Regions from separate parts of the Mus musculus genome. Here all the other regions are linked to region 2. A link is a loop called in an ENCODE intact Hi-C map of the cell type or tissue named here. Cell type or tissue: gastrocnemius. All regions are shown on one strand.

The links. Peaks named below come from ENCODE experiments on the same cell type or tissue, not always from the same donor. Only the 100,000 strongest peaks of a DNase experiment are listed, where the experiment ranks them.
Region 1: a loop joins it to region 2, with 1.9 times the contacts of the local background. A loop is called at or near these places in 4 of 42 quality-filtered maps.
Region 3: a loop joins it to region 2, with 2.1 times the contacts of the local background. A loop is called at or near these places in 12 of 42 quality-filtered maps.

What each region holds. Positions count from the first base shown.
Region 1 is chr3:52,396,731-52,404,730 of GRCm38, reverse strand. No RefSeq gene overlaps it. Among named protein-coding and RNA genes, the nearest start is that of Gm38537, 66 kb to the left of the region's middle. In gastrocnemius, a CTCF peak has its summit at 3,488; DNase peaks (open chromatin) are centred at 3,412, 3,711, 4,203, 7,610 and 1 more place; H3K4me3 peaks cover 1,455 bases; H3K27ac peaks cover 2,381 bases.
Region 2 is chr3:52,753,772-52,761,771 of GRCm38, reverse strand. The region is part of intron 1 of Gm2447 (predicted gene 2447); the gene reads right to left. Among named protein-coding and RNA genes, the nearest start is that of Gm2447, 18 kb to the right of the region's middle. In gastrocnemius, a CTCF peak has its summit at 3,027 (motif pointing right); a DNase peak (open chromatin) is centred at 2,992.
Region 3 is chr3:52,641,271-52,649,270 of GRCm38, reverse strand. No RefSeq gene overlaps it. Among named protein-coding and RNA genes, the nearest start is that of Gm30235, 4.6 kb to the left of the region's middle. In gastrocnemius, a CTCF peak has its summit at 7,372; DNase peaks (open chromatin) are centred at 4,423, 6,114, 7,251 and 7,623; H3K27ac peaks cover 5,816 bases.

The DNA of each region.
Region 1 (8,000 bases), 360 kb after region 2:
CCTGGCTTTCTTTTTTTCTCAGCCCCTTGTGAGAACACAGGAAACCCTGCTTCCCCAATCCTGAAATATCTGCCTCAGGAAGGAAAGGACATTGTCTTTCCAGGGCCGCTCGCTTGTGAACTGGCCCCATGGCCTTCTTTGTAAATACAAGACAGAAGCAAACCAATTTGGACATTCCTTGCAAACAGCAAGTTTGAAATATAATAAGCAAGTCAACGTAAGGGCAGGGCAAGGGGACACGAAACCAATACAAAATGTAGAGACTGTAGGCTACAAGCAGCAGAGGTGTTTTGTTCTTATTTGGTTTACTGGTTGGAGCAGGGTGCTTATTCAAGGCAGTAATCATTCAAAATTCTTTTCCTATTCCAGAAATCATTTATCAATTTACCTTTGACAAGATCAACATAAAATTGATTTCTATGCTTTATAGAAAGCAGTCAAGAGGTCAGAGAGTTGGCTCAGGTATTAAGACACCTGTTGGGGGGCTGGAGAGATGGCTTAACCACTGGGTTAAGAGCACTCAATGTTCTTCCAGAGCTCCTGAGTTCAATTCCCACAACCACATGGTGACTCACAAACATCTGTAATGAGATTAGATGCCCTCTTCTGGTGTGTCTGAAGACAGATACAAAATATATATATATATATATATTTTTTTTTTTAAAAAAAGAAAAAAAAGATGCTTGTTGCTCTTGCAGACGATCTGGGTTCAAGTCCCAGTGCCCACATGATGGTTCACAACCATCTATACCTCCAGTTTCAGGGAATCTGACACCGTCTTCTGACATCTGTAGATCTATGAATGCATGCACGAGGTACACACATACAGTCATGTTGGCAAACCGGTCACACATGCAAAATGAACTAAATTTTTAAATAAAAAATTTAAATTTAAATCTTAAATTATTTTTAAATAAAATTTACTTTTATGCTGTATGGAAAACATCCAAGGGACTGGAGGGAAGGCTCAGGAGTTAACATCCCTGACTGCTCTTCTAGAGGAACTGGGCTCAATTTCTGGCGCCCACATTGTGGCTCACAATTGCCTGTAATTGCATACAAACTTTAAGTTCAATTATATTTTATGAACATCTTTTATAAATAAATAGGCAAAGTCAAGAAAGGCATCCTAAAAGATGAATGTAATTAAATTAAGAGTACTCTTGTGCTATTAAATATCTCAGTTAAAAATGGTTGATAGTAAGGGTGAGAATAGGCTTAGCTGGTGCTGTATTTTGACCATAGTCTGTTGGGGACAGGTGCCTGAAGAAAATAGTCAGTTATCTTTTCTGAAACAAAAGAAAACTTGGGGGGAAACATGTACTTTTATTCAGTAAAACTAGAAGAAAATTCTAACACCCTAGCCACAGAGGACCAGTGCCAAGGAAAACTGTGGGGACTTGTTTTTTAAAATACATTTTAGGGAGGAAGATTGGCTTTCTGCTTAATGAGCACGCGCACTGATGGGAGCCTTTTTGCCAGGTCAGTCTTTCCTGAGGTAACGTGGCAGGCCAGAGGTGCAGAGGGTCCTCCGTCTTGTATTCATGATGAGGACATTTTAGGTTTAACTAGATTGGATCTCCTGGATGGAGAATCCCATGGAAAATTACCCAACTTTATTCTAGGAACCCAAGGTCAAGGTGCCCCAGCTAATTTATCTTAGCTTCTGTTAAACTGCTTGCTTGTGCAAAACCTCCCCTGTAGCTAAGAGAGAGAGCAGGATGTAGTTTTTGCCTTAAAAAACCCCTTACCCTAAATACTTGGAGCTACATGTGGACCCTGCGTAACTGAGTTTAGTACCCGCCAGACTTTCGATTCACTAGAGTCTGAGTGGTCTTCCCATTACAATAGAATGCACAGAAGAAAAAAAAAATCATTGGTAAGATTTTAATTTTTGTTGTTGTTGTTAATTTATCTCAACAAAAGTTCACTGGGACTCGATTTAAAAAGTTTGCCAGAGACAAGGAATGGCCTGGCTCTCTGTCACTGTGTTACCATGGGGCTGGCTGTTACTGCAATCCCATGGGGCTGACACTGTCATTGTACTGCCATACCAGCCCAAATGCTCTGTGTTTCTAGAAGCAGAAATGGTATTTGGCATTTTGATTGGCAACCCTAGTTGGGCTATTACCTGTGATGTCTGGGATGGGCTCTGTTCACATAAGCATCAGATAATCTTCCGACCATCTATCTACCTATTAATCTGCCTATCTATCTATCTATCTATCTATCTATCTATCTATCTATCTATCTATCTGTTGTTCAAGACAGGATTCTCACTATGTAGCTCTGTTTGCCCTGGAACTCACTGTAACATGGAACAGCCAGCCTATCTATCTATCTATCTATCTATCTGTTGTTTAAGACAGGATTCTCACTATATAGCTCTGTTTGCCCTGGAACTCACTGTAACCTAGAACAGCCTCGGAACTCACAGAGACCCCTGCCTCTGTCTCCTGAGTGCTGGGATTAAAGGTGCCACACCTGTGCTTGGCTTTTTCAAAGAGCCTCACTTTTAAAGTTTTGTGAACGTCCAGAAATGAAACTTTAGAAAAACGTTTTGAGGCCAGTAAATTCCAAGGCCATCTTCGATTCTGTCTGGTCCCGAGGACTCATTTCTATGTCCTGGGATATTTATGATTTTGCATCAAACAGGATAACTAAAGTAAAACAGAAATAGAAAAAGTTTCAGTGCCCTGCCTACAGCTTCTAAAAGTTAACTATTTGGCAATGCTTCCCAGTCCTTAAACGCTATTCCCGAGGAGAGCGAACACTTCTAGCACCTCCCTCGCCCATTCTGGCGTTCTGCCCCTCCCAAGCCACCTGGCCCCAGTTCCTGACGCCCACCCAAGTGGTCCTGCCTCAAGGGTCATCCAGCTGAGCTCCCACTGTGCCTGTGAGCCTCTTCCAGGGATGTCCCCACTGAGGCGTGTGAACAAATGCCCTGTACAGACTCCCAGGCACAGGCAGAGCAAAGCAAGACAGCTTTGAGGCATCTGCCAAGGAGGGCGAAGGCCGGCTTTGAAAGCACTTCTCCGAGAGTTTGCCAACTCGTGGGACTTGGCAAGCCCAGACAACAGCGCTAAGGCAGAGAAAGCCCCTGGATCGGCCTCCCAGGAGGGCTCCACGCCCACCCCCACCCCCTTCTCTTTTCACCAGACCCAAGAGATGCAGGCCTGGTGAGGGAGCCGGTGGGCTCAGGCCTGATGAACGGAGGCTACCTCTCAGCGGCCCCATCCCCACCCCATCACGGCTGCCGCCCTCAATCGGGAAGCACGCCTCTCTCCTGCTAGCTAATGGCTGAGAAAAGGGCAGCGGTTTTCCAAGTTTGTGGGGCACGCAGGAGTGGCCAGGCAAGGACTGAGATCAGACAGAGGTGACAGAAGTATGAAAAGGAAGCAGTAAAAATCCGCCAGCCACAGGCGACGCCCTCTCTGCTCTGGGCGACAGTCAGGCCCGTGATTCAGCGCGAATAAAGAGCCCATAGGGGGAGTCTGGTTGGGAGTTGAGTGCGCCAAACTTTGTCATAACTCAGATTCTTCATCTGTGAAAGAGGCATGAAAGACTTGCGCCCTTGGGAGCCACTCGGTAAAGTCTCCTCGTTTAATCAATTCACAAATTGCAAATCTAAATCCTAAATGCCCAATCCACTGGTCTGCAGTAATGGACGAATAAGGACAGGCTGTTTGTTTTCCCTGCCCTGCTCTCCAAGGCCCCAGACTCACAGCGGGCAGGACGTTCTTCCTGTGGCTGCCAGAAAGAGTGCAGAGGGCAGTGTTATTCAAGGTCATTTGCAAGAGGCGAGGACCTACCTGCCACAAAGGGTCCTTGAGAAAATGCAAATGGCCTAGGATTTAAGGCAGGACTCCCACTGGGAAGAGCAACCCGGGGCACCTGGAAAATTTAAAAGTAGAAAAGAAAGCCTGTAGCCTGCAGAGGTAGGTCGGGGGCAGAACTGTCAGCCCTGGATTATTCTAGCCCCATCAACGCTAAAAAAAAAAAAAAAAAAAAATTGAAAATTAAGCACCAGGTCACTCTAGAGGGCAGAGTGAGGATTTAAAGTGTTTCTGGCCTATAGGGAAAGACACACCCTCCAGGTGGCAGAACTACCATACACCCTCAAGGCAGTTAAGAAGGGAACCATTCCAGTCAGGACTCCCAAGAGGGGCTGGGGGCAGAAGTCAGCTCTCTGTCGACCTGCTCTGGGCACCCTTACCTCCCCTGGGTGATTCTGAGTGCAACTGCTGGTTCGTGTCAAAATCTGACCGGAGGCCACGCACAGGTGCAGGAGCACAGGAAGGCATCCTCGGAAGGAAGCCGCCTTGCCTGATTTAGCTAGATTTTTGTTTTTCCTTTGTGGCTTTGAAGTGGCAGTTTCTAGGGAAACCTCGACACCCTCTGAAGGGGTAGGGGGGGTGGTGCGTTGGAAGGTGGGGGGGGGGGGGCGACTAAGGACTGCAGGACATCTCCGAACTGAGGCCACAAGGCTATCAGATAAGCCCAGGCCTGGGGCAAGTTAAGAGCCAATCTGTTGACACTGGAGATGAGAGCAGCACTCCTGTCCTCTGATCTGGCAGCCAGCAGAGTGGCCAGACCAACACACGCCTGACTGATGCCTGAAGATGCCGAGGAAGGGCTGAGGGGACAGAAGACCAAGCAACTGACTTCTCTTAGGAGGCTTCCCAGAGGGCTTCCTGGAAGAGGTGGCTCTTGTGTTTGTTACTGAATGAAGGGTCGGATTTCCATAGCTAGGGAAGGCAGGTAGAGGGGAAAACAGAAGCCCAAACCGACAGTAATAAGAACAAACCCATGGCTAGATTATAGGGTGAGAGGCTTGGGGGAGGGGGGGGGCGAGCATCCCAGCCAGTTTCAAGATGTTGAAAATGAGGACGAGGACAATTCTGAGGGAGAGAAGAGCATTCCTAATTCTGTCTGTACGTTAACTCAGGCCACACTGCAGAGACAGGCAGTGTTTGGAATCCTCTAGAAGACCTGACTGAGTGAGAGAAGAAGCTGAAGCACGGAGTCTGAGCCAGTGGTATGAGGGTAGGGAAAAGGTGACCCAGGTTATAGATCAGACAGGCTGGGCACCGGAAGTAAAACTATGCACCTGTGACAACAAAAAACAAACAGAACTGGCATGGGGAGTAAGGAGGGTGTTGTTGAATTTGGTGAATTTGGGGGAAGAAACAAGTTTGAGCTACAAACTCAGTTCTGGAGAGCGGCTAATGAATTAAGTAACCAGCTGATGCTGTCAAAGCTAAGACCAATTGCTAGTGACCCAGGTTGCTGCCTACGGGACTCTGCCTAGATTGGTGGTTGCAGCAGTCATTAGGTGAGTCCTCAGACACTGGAGTATGTCATGTTAACAACACAAGGGCTTCACTCTGTTTTGCATCAGCACCTCCAGACTGACAACGGTTGACGTTACCCAGTAACAAAAAGTCAAAGTCAAAAAGTCCTTTTGTAAGGGTCAATGGTTCACTGGAGAAGGATACTCCGGACTCAAATAGTATGTAAATGCAAAGAGTGTTTTATTCTGCAGAAGTCCAGCATGCTGGGGGCCTCCCATTACTGAGATAGAGAGACAACCAAATGAGCTCGCAGGCCTGATTTAAAGCACATTAGGGGATTCAGGGTATGTAACCTATATCTTGCTGCATCTCTAGGGACAATCCATTGCCAGGGCTTGGGGGCTGGAAACTGTCGCTGTGGAAGTAACTGAGGAGGTCTGAAAATGGCTGCTGACCCATTGTCCTTGCCTCAGGCCAGGTGGCATGGCAGCTTCTGAGGTGTGAACTTGCCCAGTTCTTGGAAATAGAGATTTAGGCCTTGTCTCCTGAACTGCCAATTTGAAACCTGTCATGGCATCAGTCTAGCCTGCTCACTTTAACTTAACTTCTTTCTCATTAATTAACTAGAGATAGTCCTTTTGGTAAATAGTCTCTAATTGATGTTAATTCCCAGCTGCCAGCAGAAAGGTCAGTGAGATTAGCCTGGGTGGGGAGTGGGGGGGTGGGGGGGGAGAGCAGAGCATATGGAGAAATGAAGAGGGAAGGGGTGAGGGGCGTGGATGGCCGGAGCAGAGGCTAAATGGTGTAGCTGCGGAGGTGGTTATAGGAAAAATGTTAAGATGAACACAGAGGCACCCTGGGCTGGCCTTCCCCCTCCAACAGGGAGAACACCGACCCTTGGGGTTTAGAGTTTGGCCTAATAGTTCACTCTCAGGTAAGGGTCACGCACTCCTCCTCAGGTTGTCTGGCTATAACCTTTGACCCCCACAACCTGTCTGACCTACACAATCATTTCAAAATGGGCTGATGCTTGCTAAAGCATCCCATGAAGAACAACATAGGCATGGGCTGAAACTCGGGAGGGAGCATGTACTAACAGCACCTAAGAGGCCTCCCGCCCATCAACTGTCTGCAAGGATGAAGAAGCTATGAGACATCAGAAAGCCCACAGGCCTAGTTGTGTACAGCAGCTGTTTAATGCACGGTAGTACATTTATCTGCCACCAAATCTGTGGCAGGTAAGCACACAGAGCTGTGAGCAGCCACTGTGCAGGGGATCCTTGTCACACGCAAGCAGCCCTGTCCTTCGAGAAGGCTGGAGCTCTCTTCGGCCCAGAGGAGACTAATCTCGCTTCTCTTCCTCTACAGAGGAGCACAAAGCAAAGGCCTTGCCCCAGCCCCACAGCTTGGCAAGAGAGAAAATAAAGAAGACCTTTTCTCTTCAAAGCTCTGGTGTCTTTGAACTTTTCGAAGAGCTTTTGGATGGCTGTTGTGCATTTTCAGGCAAGTAGTGGAGGGGAAGACAGTGTTTTGAATATGAAAGTGTACTGACTGGGCTCCTACCAGGGGTCACACTCACACTCTTGGGTCCCATGGGGTCCTCAGTTGTGAGAAGGCAGACAGAAGACACATAAGGAAACAGAAGCATAGTGGATGGTGGCAGGTGTCCTAAAAAACAAAACTGAGAAGGATAGGAGCTGGAGGAAATGTCTTGCAAGGTAGGACAAGGACCATAGAGTGGGAGCAAACTCGACTTAGCCACGGAAGGCAGAGAGGTCAGCCAGGTTGAAGGTTTGGGTGATAACAGGGAGGAGTGATATGCATACTTTTTAATGCGCAGCCATAAGACCAGTGGATTGCCTGGGATTGGCGCTGTAGACTTAAATTTAGGGTAAACAGGAACTATGCCCCCAGACAAGGTGAAAGGCCACCTGGGCCTGGCAGTCCCCAGCTGAACAAGCAGCTGACTGTGACAGTCAATCTGTCAAGTGGGTGGGCCTTCAGGCAGGAGGCTGAGAAGTAGGGTGGGACCCGAAACATAAATTAGAGGCAGAAACTCCCATGAAGAACTGAGAGGGGCCCGCTGTTTCTTGCTGCAGTATCTGGGTTGCCTCGCTTGCAAAGGTCCTCGGCCACCCACACCCTCTCCAGCCTGAGACCTGAAACAGACAAGCTGGGAGCCCCTCCACAGGCTCCCCATACAAATTCGTAGAGAAACAGAGCCCAGCAACGGCTCAGCTTCTACTTATCCTCCCAGCTAGCGTCTGTAGGACTCTTTCCTGTCCCTGGTACTGGACCAGATCCATGTCCTGGAGAGCAGACTGTGAGCACCTGTGGATAGAAGACAGGATAGGCCGAGTGCCCAGCTCAGGAGCTCAGCTCTACCTAATGCATGGAGTTCAATCCCCCACTGCATGGACTGTGTGGTGGTTCATACCTGTAATCCTAGCACCTTGGAGATGGAGGCAGGAAGGTCAAGTTCAAGACCATCCTTGACTTGATAGCAATCCTTGCATCCTTGATAGCAAGTTCAAGGCTAGCCTGGAACATGTGAGACCCTGTCTTAAAAATAATAATAATGTAAAAGAAGGGTATGTTTGCCGGGGGGCGGGGGGAACAGGCAGGATGTGGCCAAGGTTCAAGCTCCCAGATGTTGCTGTTGTGTGGAGATGACCCTCCACGAAGACAAATCGTTTAGGCAAGAAC
Region 2 (8,000 bases):
CACACAACTGGGGTCAGGAACCTTTTGAAAGAGTTTGGGAGGACCAGTGTCTCCTTGGCTTGTCGTTCCCTTCTTTTATCAAGTGAGGACATGACGTTTTTCCCATCTGGTGGGCACAGGAAGAAAGGTTCCATCCTGGAAGCAGAGACTGAACCCTCACCAGACACACCTGCAAACTCCTTGATCACAAACTTCTCAGCCTATAGAATCGTGAGAAGCAAATTGCTGTTTGTAAATCTACCAGTTCCGACTGGTTATGACATCTTCTTCATGTGGACCAAGCCCAGCTCAGGCATACCTCCTCAGAACACAGCCCTACCACAGCTTAATCTACAGAGAGGGACAGAGCAACTCACACCTCAGGAATATTGTGTTATGGATCATTTTAGCAATGAGACTAAGATCGTAGTGCTTTGTCATTCAATTTTCATATACATGATAAGAAAAATACAGAGGTCTTTGATCCACTTAGATTTGAGCTTTAGTCATTAGATATGCACTCACTGATAAGTGGATATTAGCCCAGAAACATAGAACACCGAAGATAGTTTGCAAAACACAAGAAAATCAAGGAGAAGGAAGACCAATGGGTGGATACTTCATTCCTCCTTAGAATAGGGAACAAAATACCCATGAAAGGAGTTACAGAGACAAAGTTTGGAGCTAAGACGAAAGGATGGACTATCCAGAGACTAACCCACCCAGGGATCCATCCCATAATCAGGCACCAAACCCAGACACTATTGCATATGCCAGAAAGATTTTGCTGAAGGGAGCCTGTTATAGCTGTCTCGTATGAGGCTATGCCAGTGCCTGGCAAATACAGAAATGGATGCTCACAGTTATTTATAAGATGGAACACAGGGCCCCCAATGTAGAAGCTAGAGAAAGCACCCAAGGAGTTGAAGGGGTCTGCAACCCTATAGGTGGAACAACAATATGAACTAACCAGTACCCCCAGAGCTTGATGTCTAGCTGCATATGTAGCAGAAGATGGCCTAGTCGGCCATCACTGGGAAGAGAGGCCCCTTGGTCTTGCAAACTCTATATGCCCCAGTACAGGGGAATGCCAGGGCCAAGAAGTGGGAGTGGGTGGGTAGGGGAGCAGGGAAGGGGGGAGGGTATAGGGAACTTTCAGGATAGCATTTGAAATGTATATAAAGAAAATACCTAATTAAAAAAAAAGAAAATATGGTGCTGATGGATAACGATTTAAAATGGAAATAAAACAAGCTCACTACTATTTATACTTCCATATCAATTAAGCATATTTAGAGATTACAAACTGAATTCCTTTAAAAAGGTACATTTTTCAATGCAGAATGAATCAGAGAATTTTCAATATCATCCAATTAGAATATGTATATATATATATGTAAATATGTATATATATGAGGCTGAGTTTATCATATACAACTACTAATTGTGTATTAATTAATATCTGCTTATTGTTCTCACTGATTGACTTTGTAACTGCCACCAACGTGAAATTATAAAGTAAATGTCCCCGGATAAAATTATATTTTTATCTGTTTCATATGCTGAGATTATCCATCATATTTTGTTTGGGGTGGGGGGATATTTCATGCTAAAGAAAATTAAGACCATAGAACACACTGAACAGTTCAGTGGCCCCTCCAGTGCCCTCCGTGACTCCTTGGCCTCCATAGCCCCTCCCCCTAACTTACACGCCTTCCTTCCTCTCCTGAGTGCGGCTCATGAGGACCCTCTTCGCCTTCCATGTCTGCTGTCCATCACATGCCAGCGTCTCCAGGCATGAAACATGTATAATCATGGAAATGTTCACCTATGCGCTTCCCGTGTTGCTGTAACTTTTTTGTCGGCACGTCTACATTCCTGCATGGGAAGGGCTGTGCTGGACAGGTTTAGGTACGTGCTGGCTGCTCACGGCTAGGCTCATACTATCTGCTAAACAAATGTGTGTCCGATGAAAGAATGAGCAAATGAGTGGTATCAATAACAATCGCGATTCAGCCCTTGGTGAACTTAAGCATTAAGCTTTCAAAACATTTGTGCCTGGTACTTACTGCCTCCTATGCCGCTCTGCTCCTAGGAGCTGCCTCATTTAGCCTCAAACAAGCTCCCTGAAGGAGGTAATATGATTGCCATGAGAATTTATTTCAAACGAGAAAAATGGAACACAGTGAATGATCAAACTGTCATGGCTAGTAGAAGGCAAAGTGACCTTGGAACCCAAGCTCCTTTATGGTCTGGGCCCTTCCCCGAGTGTGTGCTGCTGCCTCCTGCACAGTGAAGCCTACATACAGGGAAGCTGCAGGTTTCCTTGGTTTCCCAAAGGCTTGAGAACTTTCTGGCAGAAGAGATATGTTAGTCATCTACATTTGATGGTCCCAGAGTATACTGAACTCTTAGATGCTGATTTCAGTGCTGTCTCTTGTTCTTGCCGAGCCAGTGTGTCTTGTTTCTCCATTGGCCATTGGAAAAGCCAGAAAAAGAAGTTGAGGGCCCATGTGTCTTAAACACCAGTGCAGAAGCTGCTATCTACTGGCTGGCTGAGGCCCCCCGTGAAGCTGCTTAATAATATTTAAAGTGTATCAATCACCCCAGTATACCACTGCCTGCTGTTGGGCTAAAATACACATGAAATGCCTGTTCTATTAAATTTCCTTTCTTTCTTTCTTACATTCTAATTGCTTAATTATAACGTGTTGTGGAACTTGAAAGCAATGCTTGCTCAAATTATACTAAAGGTTGGTGTAAATGAGATTCAGCTGTGGCGTTCTCGTGTGATTTTTCTTGCTGGTGCTGAGGTGGGAACACAGTCATGTGCATGCTAGGCACATGTTCTACCACTGACCTGCATCCCTGTTGAGATGTGACATCTGAACTCCAAGGTGTCTCCTAGCAGTTGCTCTGGCAACACTGAAGTCTTCTTGCCTCTCTTCCTGGTGTGTGTCCATCTTCCAAAGAGGTGAAGCTCAGTCCCAGATAGGCAAGGCCATGCTAGACTCTTTATCTGGCTCTCCACGTGGTGGCAGTACACAACACTTCCTTAGGGAGGAGCTAGACTCAGGGCCCAACCTTTGATTCTCAATCTCTTCCTTTTCTTCGGAGGCAAATTATCACAAACTTTTAAGTAATAGCAAATATTATTTGTGTCTGTTTTGAAGCAGTCATTCAGAGTGACATAGAGCTTTGCCAAAGTCAAACTAAACACATTTCATCACACCATTTTTCATAGAGAGGTTTTTCCTTTCACAAAATTATCCACAATTAAAACTGGAGAGAGATTTTTTTTTTCAACTGTCACAGCCTTTTAGAAGATAAAGTTTTTTTTCCAAAAAAAAAAAGCAATTTATAATGCCAGTAATTTTCTCTCTCTATCCTGCCATTATTAAGGCTACTGGTTTGGGGTTTATTTATTTATTTGTTTTTTTTTTTTTAATTCAGCCCCTGTCTCTCTGTAATGCTCACATAATGGCCTGTCTCTAACTTCACCCATTGCCATGGAAGTAATTATTCTACTCACTCAGACAGTCAATTTGCCACCAAATCAAAGAGGAAGTAGTTGGGTTCAAAACAAAACAAAACAAAACAAACCTCCCTCCATGGAGCAAGACAAAATGAGGAGGATAGAGAGACCACAGAGTTCTGTGGAAGGGGGCTGTGAGCCCAGGTTTTGAAATGAAATATCATCTGAAAAAGACAATGACATTGAAGTGAATAAAATGACTGTTAGAATCCATGATTAGAAGATCCTGAATGAATAGCTCTCTACAGAACTCATACTTCATTCAGTAATATTCTGAGTGAATCCTCTTTTATAAAATCTGGGAAAGGAATCACAAGATCCATGCTTTGGACATAATTTAAGTCAGCATGTCCTTGATGGGTTATTTCTCTGCTGGTAAAATGAGCCAATCCAAGCCAGATTAGATATATTAAACAGAAGCTGCTCTCTTGAGAGTTCACAGGCCAGGGGAGTCGCCATGGAGAAGGGGAAGAAAAAGAGAGAAAGGGCTGAGGCAGAGAGAGAAGGAGGAGGACTACAATGAGGAGAAGGAGTGGGAGGAGGAGGAAGAGGGGGAGGAGGAGGAGGAGGAGGTGGAAGAGGAGGAGGGAGGCCAAACTGTCTGGATAATATAGGGAGGAGCCTCTAGGAGAATGGTAGCCCAACCTGTGGGCTGCAAAGTTCAAGTTGGGAGCAGGGTATGCCAGGTATGGACTGAGAGATTCTTGGAGGACCTAGAGGCCAGGTCTGCTTTGATATGTAATATATGCACCTCAGTCCCTTGTCCCGGGATCCAGGGTCCAAAAACAAACAGTCCTGTCTCTCTATTTGGGGGAAGGCTTAAACTAAAACTTCCCCAAGCATAACAAAATCTACACTAGAAATGTCATGAAATAGTCCTGAGGTCAAGGATCAAGTGGTCTCTGACTACAGCGTCAAAGATTTTGTCATACAAAGTACACAGAACCCATACTCAGGAGACCCCGATACAAACTGGAGCTCTGTTCCTCTGAACCCCAAGAACACAAGTAACCCCAAAACAGGGCTATTCCAATGACCAAAAGAGAAGGATGATGCCACACTTTATAAACCAACACTACCTTCCAAGTACTACTTAGTATTGTTTCTGCTGTTTGTTGCCCACCGCCATCCCCACCCCGGCATGCGCTACAGAATGTAACCTTTGCCAGCAATCTGGTTTTGTTGTTGTTGGTTTTTGTTTCGGTTGCATTGGGTTTAGGTTTTTTGAGGCAGGGTTTCTCTGAGTAGACTCCTTTGCCTGTCCTGGAACTTAAACCAGGTTGGCTGGCCTCAGAGTCAGAGACCCTCGGCTTGCCCCTGTCTCCTGAGTGCTGGGACTGAGTGCCCATCATAACTGGCTCTGACCAAACTGTAAAAGGGCATCATCAGAAGCTTCCCAGCAGGGAAGAAGGTGTGGTCTGAAGAGGAGGGAAGAGGTGGGAACCACGTGCAGGGTACATTTCCGCCTCTTCCTATAGAGGTGCAGACCTGGGCACGGAGGATGTCTACGGCTTAGCAAAGTGACCCATGGTGCTCTTGGGAGGTAGTGGAATCTTTAAAAGGTGGGAACCACTTCTGACCACTCGCGATTGCCCTTCTTGTGCTTTTTCAGTCCAGCCATGGGGTAAATAGTTTATTCTACCACACCCTCCTTACCACAGCTCCAAACCATCGGAGCCAATTGGTCACAGTCTGAAATCTCCATAACTGTGAGACAAAATGAAAACAAACCCTCCTTCACTCTGAGTTCATTAATCAGGGGATTTTGTCGGAGTACTGGACAGCTAATGCACACAGGAAGTTCAGACTGGACAGTGAAATTGTAGGCTTGAGTGACAGGGACCTGAAACCTGCCACTATATAGCCACGTGACTCCCGGCTATTTCCTCACTTATTTGATTACGCTTTCAAATTGTGCACAGAGACACAGGATCTGAAGTCAGGCAGTTTGAGTTCCAATCTTGATCCCTCAAATGACTTGAGAGGTTATCTTAAGATAAATACACAAACTAGCCAGTGTTTATTGGGCATTTATGAATGCCGGCACTGTTCCAAATGCCACCCAGGTATTAACCCAGGCAGTCTTTGCAATTACTGTATGCCTTAACCCAGTTATTACAGCTACCTCCCAGCTCCTAAAACAGAGGACGAAGCTGGACCTAAAGTGCTTCAGTAGCCTGGCAGAGTTCACTTGGCTTGTGGGTGATACTCACACATACATCACAGGCATGTTGGAGTCTACTGAAGAAGTACACACAGCTCACTGACTGTCCCATGGTGAACGCTCAAATCTCTGTTAACCGTAGTTCATTGTTCACTACAGACTTATTATGCCTGTTGTCTTGTTAGATACAACAATACTACTACCAATACTCTCAGCCTCCTGTTCCTCGTGGTTCCAGGGATCAAGCACAAAGGCTAAAGAGTGTAAAGATGGATAAATAGGTCTGCGTTGGAATGTGCACAATAAAGGCAGAGCAGCCATTGCTTTATTTTAGCAGAATCTGACATCATTTCCTTGTAAAGGAAAAATGCAATCCAAAGGATACATCTAACTACATTTTTGTACAAAGCAACATCAGCTGATACTGTATGTAGCGAGTGTCTAGAATCTGCCCCATTTGCCCCAAAATAACCAATTTGGGTGTAATCCTTGGCTTGGTGACTTAGCTCCAGCCCTGCCGTCAGGACACTGGACCCTCACTGGAACATGGCATGCCTAGTGTTCTGACCCTCTGCCTAAAGAGTGCAGTCTTCAGGGTCTTGCAAACAGCACCTGTCCTTTGCTCGGTATTGACTGGGTGTTTATAAAGCCTGTTCTCCTGGACGTATTCTCCATCACCCTGGTATAAACTGTGCTATCAGTTTTGGATTGTAAAGATCCCGGGGCAGATAAACAGTGGCCTACCCTGCTTTACAGGAACAAACTACAGACACCCCATGAACCTGACAGAGAACATGATAATGCTAGGGAGTACCAGGACTGTTTCCTCACAGATTTCTGAGAGAGACAAGCCCACAGCAGTGTGCAGCTAATCTGATTTAGTGGGTATTTCCTGACCTGCTCTGACCCGATGTCTCGGATGGACACTTCACAGCTGTATTACTTCCCACGTGACTTAAACTCTTGTTGTTCTGCTTCTTCATGTGTAAAATGGAGAACAGACTACTTGTAAAGACATAAAAGAGGTTGTTGCTTCAGTTAACCCTCACAAGCTCCGCGGAGGAACCTCTACCCTGCAGAAGCATTCAGAGTGGAGGCTCAAATACAACTTCCATCATTTCAAACGTTCTCCAAAGGGTGAGGACAAGGAAGGACTGCTTTGAATAGGAGAGGTCTACGTGGGATCTCAATACCGTTCACCTCACTTGTCCTTACACTTTTGTTTGAACTCTGGGCCCAGGATTCCTTGGTGTCTGTGTTTGCAGATCCGTGCTCGGAAAGCTTCTCAATAATGGCTTCAAAGGGAAGCAAAGCCAAATGGACTGTAGAAGTCAGAGTCCCACCTCCCTCCCTGTGTGCTGGAAGTCAAGTCTTTCCAGTGAGGCAGCCCTCGGTAGGAGGTGCGCAGAGCACGAAAGCTGGTCCTGAAAGCCTTGCAGGTCATTGAGGGCAGGTGGCCCCTAGTGGAGCTTTATCTAAGGGGACTTGTCACTGGAATTCAGGCATGAGTAAATACATTTTATTTGTGCCAAAGGTCATACACCCAGTGGAGCTGCTGACACAACCAGGGTCACTTGGGGCTGTGACATGCACTCTGGAGGTTTATCGCCATGGGCTGGGGAGCAAGTGACACTGAAATTCCTCCTTTTGGAAATTTGGGGTTTAGAACCTTAACAATGCAGAATGGTGCCTCATGCCACTGTACCGTGCTCCTCCTTCCTCCTCCTCCCTTTCTCCTTTTTATTGCCATTTGCTTATAAAATAGTGATCACGGAATTCAACATTGGTCTGCCTTGTGCAGTTAGAATTATGTCTCTCACCTAAACCTAGATGCTGCCTCCACCCCCCTCTCACCATTTTTACTTAAGGTAATTTGCTTCTATTTTTCTACCTGTTTTATACACTCACTCTTAGAAAACATATTTTCTTAGTATTGTTCCCAGCAAGATGTTAACCATGAATACTACCTTCTTGTGATCTGTGTAGTTCAGTGGGTTAAACAAATGATCATTTGGAGTAAATATCCCATGGAAATAAAAGTTCATATCCTAAGATAGTAGGTAGTTAGTTTGGTTCCCAAAGCAAAAAATACAGTAGCTCTTTATAATCAGAGCAATATGTTGTGGGGTAGGGTGCAGCACACACACACACACACACACACACACACACACACACGCTCACATACACGCTTGCACACTCACACCTACCTTTAGTGCTAACAGTGCAGTTTGCTCAAAAAGCTTGAAGGAGCCTCTCTAGGACCAGCCCTTCAGGTCTCATGCTCTAGACTGCTGAGGCTATATCTTGTCTTTTTCAGAAGGA
Region 3 (8,000 bases), 110 kb after region 2:
CTGCCTGGAGTCCCAGCCTCCACACCTTGTTTTCTGATCCTGGGAATTAGAGTCCAGATCTGCTCTGTGGTTGCCTAAGTCTATACATGACTCAGACACTCCCTTTTCGGCTAAATTCTGATCATTTGAACTCAAGTGGCTGACAAAGACCCTTCTGCCTAGGCTTTCAATAGGCAAGAAACTGTCCCTAAGAGGCTATGTAACTGTGTTGCATCACAAAGTTATGACAAATCAGAGTAGGACATTGATTGATGCTGGGATAAAAGAACTATTTCTAACCATGGCATGGTGCCCTTTGCCATGGCATTCAATTAACCATTTCAGAGGCCTCTGCTCAAGAAAATAAGGACTTTGAGGTGTGTTGGTCAATAGGCCCCAGAACTGTAGGGAGGTGAAAGAGTTGGGGTAATGGATATTATCTTCAGATTGGTAGCTTAGAGAGTGGGTGACCTTTAAGAAGGGTGCTGAAGAGGGAGGCCAGTCTCGTGTTTACTATGTGCAAGAGCTGAGTTCAGCTCTCCAGAACCCAGGTAAAAATCCAGACACAGCAGCATGCATGTGTAGATACAGCAGCATGCATGTGTAGACACAGCAGCATGCATGTGTAGACACAGCAGCATGCATGTGTAGACACAGCAGCATGCATGTGTAGTCTCAACAATGGCAGGAAACAGGGTAGAAACAAAGGAATCCCTGGTGCTTAGTGTCTAGCTTGCCTAGGCTACCTGGATGTAGGCCAGTGAGAGCCTCTGTCTCAAACAAAAGCCACATAAATTCACATGCATGTCCATACCCACAAATGTGCACGTACACATGTGTGTGTGCACATGCATGTGTGCACACACACAATTTACTAAAAGAGGATGATGGAATTATTTGTCTTAAGTCGGTTAGACTGTGGGCTGGGTCCAACTCTTGTTCTTAGCATATCTCTGACCCTGAGCATGCACTCAGAAATACCAGCTGAGAAGGTGACCATCTATTTCCACTTCCCCGGCTCCTTTAGGCAGACTTCCTACTGCCCCCGTTACTGAGCAGAGGAGGTGACGAACATTGCAGCTCCTTGGAGTAGCTGAGAAAATGGTCTCAGGACAAAATAGATTTCACAGAGGGGAAATGTTAAAGACAGAAACCCCAGAACTCTCATTTTATAACTTTGAGTGGGGGCCCAGGGTGAGGAGTTGGAGGGGAAGAGCTCTCATTGGCTACAGATACCACATCAGAAGTAAGGAAAGCTGGAGCGCTTCAAACCACATGAAGAGACAACATGTCAACCTCAAGCCGGCTCTTAACACTTTAACAAGACCCTGGTAGAACTGAAGTCTCCCAGGTGACAAAAAAAAAAAATGCTTTTTGTAGTCAAAATCACCTTAAAAGAAAGGTTCTTCAAGTCCAAGGAGACAACGCCCATTTACATGGCTTCCTCAGCATATGACCTTTCTAAGCTCACCAGCATAGGTCCAGACAAGAGGGAGTCATCCTAGCGCTCTGTGCTTGGAGGACCCAGGCCCAGATGAGCAGAGAGACACCGTGGGACTTAATGCCTGTGTCTGGCCAGATGGACCCTGGAACCCAAGTGCTCTCTAAGCTCTGAAAGACTGCAGATTGTGAGTCAGATCCCAGTAAAAGGTACTGGCATCTCTTCCCAGAGGGAAACTTGATACTGGGCCTGTGTAGTTCTGATGGTGAAGGCACCTCCCATGTTGAAGGGCCTCCTGCCCATACAGACAGACTGTGACACTGGCCTAGCTGCTGGCAGCAGAGAGTTAAAGAAAAAAAAAGCATCAGAAACGAGGCAACCCGGTGCCAAGCAAATACCGGGAGCATCGTCCACTGGTCCTAGCATCAGCCAGCCTCATAGCGCTAGCACAAGCAGAGAGAGCAACTCAGAGTCACTTACACTTGGCTCGCAAAAGCTTTTTGGTGCTTGTATTTCGTGGTGGGTGTGGCTGGCATTTCTATAATTCACAACACATGAGGCCTCTGTGTAAGGCCCCGAATCAGTAGGAGGAGGGGAGCCATCCAGCTTCTCATATCTAGCCTGCCCAGTTAGCCCTCGACTCCACGGGGCAGGGGTGAAGGTGGGAAATAGTTGGATTCCCAGCTGATGAGAGCAGCCCAGGCGTCTGCTCAAAAGAAATAGTCCTCTCTCCATGCTGGGGCCTCGTGCTGGTCCTGCTAGGGAAGGACAGGAGCAAAAGGACAGGTGAACTTCGATGCCCTCCTGTCCCAGGGTTGGCCAAGACAGAAGTGTGGCCAAAGGACCAGGAGAATCTAATGAGCCTCAAAGATGCCCACACCCTGTGAGTTTCCAGGAGTTCTCTGTGGCTCCTGTGTGGATAGTTCCAGGAGGAGACCCAGGTACCCTATGGATGCCAATGAAAGGGGTCAAGTTATTAGACATGAGCTCAACTCGCTCTTCAAGGGTGTAAAGAGAGCACTTTCCATATGAACCCAAGTATAGAGGCAGGCAGAGTGCAGAATAGCATGGTACAGGTGCTACAAATCCCTCTGCTTCCTTCTGGAAGTTCTGGGTGTAGAGTTAACCCATGCCACAAAGATGGCATACATGTAGGTGCTGTGAGAAGAAAAAAAAAAGACAAAATTAGCACAGCCACCTAGAGGCAGGGTAACTCAGTAGCCATTCCCCAGAAAACACTTCCCAACACTAGCCTTGTGGACATAACAGAGTAGGGAACCCACCCCATGCCCACACTAGACTCAAAATGGAAAAAAAAAAGTATGTTTTAAATATACGAAAAGAACCTAGGGCTGGCATAATGCGATGGTTCAGAGGTCAGGGTTCAAAGGTCAGGATTCAGAGGTCAGGGTTCTTGCCACTTAAGCTTGGCAACTTGAGTTTGAGTTTTGGAAGCCATGTAAAGGCTGGAGGAGAGAATCAACTCCAGAAACTTGTCCTCAGACCTCCACAGGCTTGCCTCAGCTTATACAGCCCCTCACACACACATTATGTGCACACATAAGTAATTGTTTAAAGGAATCTGTATGTTCCTAAAGAACTTGTGTGTGCTTTACATGTGCCAGCTTAATAGGAGTCCTTTCTCATTAAAGAATGATTAACCATAGCCCTTTATTCTTTTGAATCATGTGATAAGGCTAGCAGAATATCCCACTGGGTGGAAGGAATTGTCACATAATCCTGACAATTTGAGTTCAATCCTTGGGTGACACGGTAGAGGGAGAAAAGCCATTCAAGAAAGTTGTTCTCTGATATTCACGCATGCTCCATAGCACGCATGGACCTGCAATCAAACACACACACATACAAACACATACACACACATATAAACACATATACACACATACACAAACACATACACACACATATACAAACACATACACACATATACACACATACATATACAAACACACACACACATACACATACATATACACATACACACACAGACATATACATACACACACACACATACACACACACACATACACACACACACATACACACACACACACATACACAGACACATACACACACAGAGAGACACACATGAATGCATGCACGTTCACAGGCACACACACACAATATTTTTAATTGAGAGATAAGGAGATAGGTGAGCATTGTGTATTAATAAACTCACTTGGCAAGATCAGTCTATAATCCTATCTTCCAATAATGATTTTTTTTCAACGTTCTCTCTGAAATTAGTATGTAGAACCTATGACATGAGTTGGCAATATGATTTATTTCAAGTTTTGAGGCTTTGTATGAATGTGGCTTTTTATTAACTCAATGCTGACAGGTTACAAGAAAAACTAACGCTCTGGATGGATTGTGTGCTGGCATCAATCCGGCCTCTTTCTTCTGAGTGCGGTCGTTAAACTCCCAGTGCGTGTGTTTGTGTGGTAGATCGGGCTTAACCTGATCCTCTCTCAAAAGGAAAACAGAAGCTTTACAATGTGAATCAAACCAGATGGTGGTGAGGTTAGGATCCAGCTGAGTGCTGTCTGACTTAGACGCCTCCGGTACCACGTCCTCGGCGGTCCCTGGCAACATCACACTCACATCACCAGCCCTAAAAGCTCCTTCATCCTCATGCAACCTCGGAGTCTTCAGGGAAGACTGAGGCACAGGGAGGCAAGGGGACCTGCCAAAAGCTTACTGGATTGCTGGTGATGATGGAGTCAGTCTCCTGAGCTCACAACCTTCTACCTCTGCATTGCCTTAAGACCCAACCACCAGCCACAGATGAGGAGACAGCCACCTGAGTTACCGCCCATACCCCCCTCCCTCGCCAGAACAACAGACACCTCTTTGCATCTTGCCAGTTCTGGATGGGACTCCCAGGCCGCTGACAAGACTCACCCCACAGGGCTGCCGCAGAACAGGCTGAGAACTAAACTGTTCTTTTGGCCTTTGCCACCATGCCTGTTCAGGCCATGCCCGGAGGGAAGCGGGCCCTGAGGACAGAGGGGCATTGTGCCTGAGAGAGGGAGGGCGGGAAAGAGGGAGGGAGGGGAAGAAGGGGGAAAAAAAACCCGACAGACACGGGCAGATTTCTTCCTGTCCTCTGCCTGCTTCATCCAGCTGTCTCACGGCAAATCACACGACCTGCTTGAAGAGGCTGGAGGCCTACCATGGATGACAGGAGACCCGAGCTGATTGATGGAGTTATTAAAATCCCCCAAAGGATGAGAGCTTCATTTCCCCTGCATTGTGTCACTTGATACAATGCCCCTGAGTGTATAGATGCTGTCTTATGACATTTCCTTTTAATTCCCCTCAAATGAGGACATTTAAAGAGAGCCCAGTAACATTTCTCTGAAAGGAGCCTCCACCCTTCTTTCTCAGAGGAGCAGCAGATTCGATTGTCTCCAAGGGGGCCTCCAAGGAAGCCGCGGGGGGAGGGGCAGCAGAGGAGGTTTAATATCATCTTCTCTCTGGTGAATTGGGGCTTCTTTTTACACTGTGGCTTTATTCTCTGGCCCTTTGACACAGCCAGCTGCCTTCACATTTCAGCTCAGAAACAGGCTGGCTTCAGGCTGTAACAGGCACGAGGTTCCAAAGCCATTTCCCTGGATGAGTTAGCCTGTGAGAGTCTGTGTGCCTAGAACTGCGGGGCCATAGACCTTTGTTCTCACTGAGACTTACGCTTGGGTGTAAAAAGTTCCGGGCGCTAGCATGATGCCTTCTGAAGTCGCCTGCCTAATATGGGCCCACGTAATTGGTTTCGCAGCAGAATGTTCGGTTCCCATCTCACTTGGGTTCATCCTGTTAGCAATGCATCGGATATAAGGAAATGACATCACACAGCCAAGCTCTGCTCTGAAGCTGAAGGTGCACACCAAAACACTACTCAGTGCTCACTTGGGGCAGGAAGCCTCTCTCTTGGGCCATCTGTTAAGCTATTTAAAAAGTAAATAACATGGGCCAGGTTTCTTCAATGGGATTTGAAACTCAGCGTTCAAAAGGTAAAAGGGGGCCTTTTGTGGATTCTGCACTTAGCCCAAGAGGTTACAAAAGGAGTGGAGATGAGTTTCCCCCTAAGTGTCTTGAGACTTAATTCTTGTACAAAGCACAAATATCAAGGGGAAATGTTCTGTTGCGCAGATTTCCCTGTGGCCAGTGCAGCAAAGATGCTTACCACGAGTCACCTGGGTTCTTCGCTGTGTGTTCTGGGCCCCTGAGTCTGTTTGCGGGGTTCCTTTCCTATATAAGTGTGCTTCGTGAGCAGAGTCTCTGGGCAACATTCTCCATGACTGGCAGCTCTGGGAACGCTCCATGTGGGGCTGAACAGCGAGCAAAATCACTTCACTTCTAAGACAAAGGACATCAGTTTCCTGCAGTTTTCTTTGCGGCCTCTCTCCCTCTTCCCTTTCCAGCTGACTTTCCCTCCCCTCCCCTTCCTCTTTCCCCATGGCACGAAATAAAATGCTCAGGAAAAATGAAAGGCACAGCTGCCCCCTTCTTCCCATTAAAACAATCAAGAATGATGGCGGATTTAATATATTTGATTAGAGAAACTCCAATTTGGAGCCCTTGAATCAGCTGCCTTTGTCTTCAGCTCCCGATGGCCCAGTTTCAGTGGAATGTCCTCACTGTCCACTGCCAGCTCCCTCGGGCTCGGAGAACATTCCGCATTTGCCTGGCATGCTCAGAAAACAGGGTAGCTGTGTTGTGGGAGATGCCAGGCCCACTCTGTCCTAACCAGAGGGAATGCCACTTCATTAGATCATGGTCGCTTGCTGGTGACCCTCGGAGCTGTAGCCTGAGGAGAAGGGGGTGTTATGGTCCTCTTTAGCCATGTTGATTTTTCATGGACTTATAACTTTCCTCGGTTGGTACTTACCACCGAGATTCAGGTTCGAATCCTGTACAAACCACCCCAATAGACACCGGTGTTCAAGTTGCACAGATGAATTTTGGAGAAAGTAATCACATTTACATATGGAGTCCCTTTCATTGAAAATAAGTAGAACCTCAACGGGAAAAGAGACTAAGGGTGCTCTTCTCCCCGTGGCATTAAGAGAGGCTGCAATAGTGTCGAAGTAGCACCTACTCTGCAGAATCCTTGAAAGGTGTTTCGGGGGAGCAGGGGAGTACGGGCTTAGACAATGTTACTCATTCACTTAGAATACATGGTGATTTAGTTCTATCACTCTGTAGTCTAGATAAGTGTCTGCTCGGTGGACAAGTAATAAATAAATTAAAGATGAGAGCTGGAATTGCTATCATAGGCATGTTAGAGGTCTCTTGAATTCCTAGGGATTTCCTTGGATAGTTTCTACTCAAACCACTGCCAGAATCATATTGAACTGAGGAGGACAAGGCCATAAAGACTGCTAAACTCATTGCCTGCGCTTGAATCACAAAGGGAAAAAGTTGGTATCGGCCCCACATTGCCACCTTGCTTAGTTCCTGCCTACCGACCTCTCTGTGGTAAGGAAACCAAACCCTGGGAACCATGGCCAGGTTTGAAATAGCATCCAGGTTTCTGGGTCTCAGCATCCATGTTTAGTCTGTGAGGTGGCCCCGTCAACAAGACTCTTAAAAGTTTCTGCTACATTTGGGAAGAGTTAACTAGGAAGGAGGGTACCCTGCCTTCCCCCAGGCCTGACAGAAAACCTCTCACTCCCACCCTGGCAGTGGGTGACTGGGGGCTGCGAGGGACACTTCACTTGGAGACCAACTGGCAGCTTGTCAGCTTGGCCTGCTACACAAGTCAGAGGCCTCTAAGGAGGCCTGGAGATGTTTTGGCTCCACACCCAAAAGCACTCTGAGCGTGGGGGCAAGAAGAACCAGCCAGTCTTCCAGAAGGGCCAGTTTCCCAAGAGCAGCAGCATGGGCTGCCAGGTTCAGGGTCATGCAGCCAAAGCCACCAGGAGATGCTCTGAGCTGCATGGTGAGGGAGAGAGAGCTTCCTGATGCTCAGCTTAGATGAATGTGGTCCAAGACAACAAAGGACCTGGCTGCCTTTTACCGCTCCCTTTTCAGGGTAAAAGTTGAGTTTGAAGATTCCACTTGTATAAGAATTAATATGAAAGGAATTCTGAACCCTGTTATGGCATTGTGTTATAATAATGGAATGCTCTCCCCGCCCAATCTGGCTTGCTGTCCCCTGGACCGTGCCAACAACAAGCCAGCTCCACAGTGTGTAAGGGTGGCTGTGGGGACAGCCTCTGGAGCTGAGAGAGAGGCTGCAAAGGCTTCATGATGGTCAAATGGACAGAGTGGATCCAGGGATGCCAGCCACCTTTCTGCATACACATGTGGGCCCAGGAGGACACATGCTTGGGGCTGGGGTGTCTCGTCCCTCTGAGAACTAATGTGGACCCATGTGGCCAGTTTAATGCTTGAAGGCTGCAGCTGAATGACCAGCTCATTGTCCCTGGTGCAATACACAATGGGTTCCAGAAACAGAAAACAAAATGCTCTTTAAGCAGTGAGCTGTGTTCCGGGTGGAAATTAGGAGTCCGGAGCAAAACGATTTTCCTGCGCAAACCAGATGGGGAGGGGATAC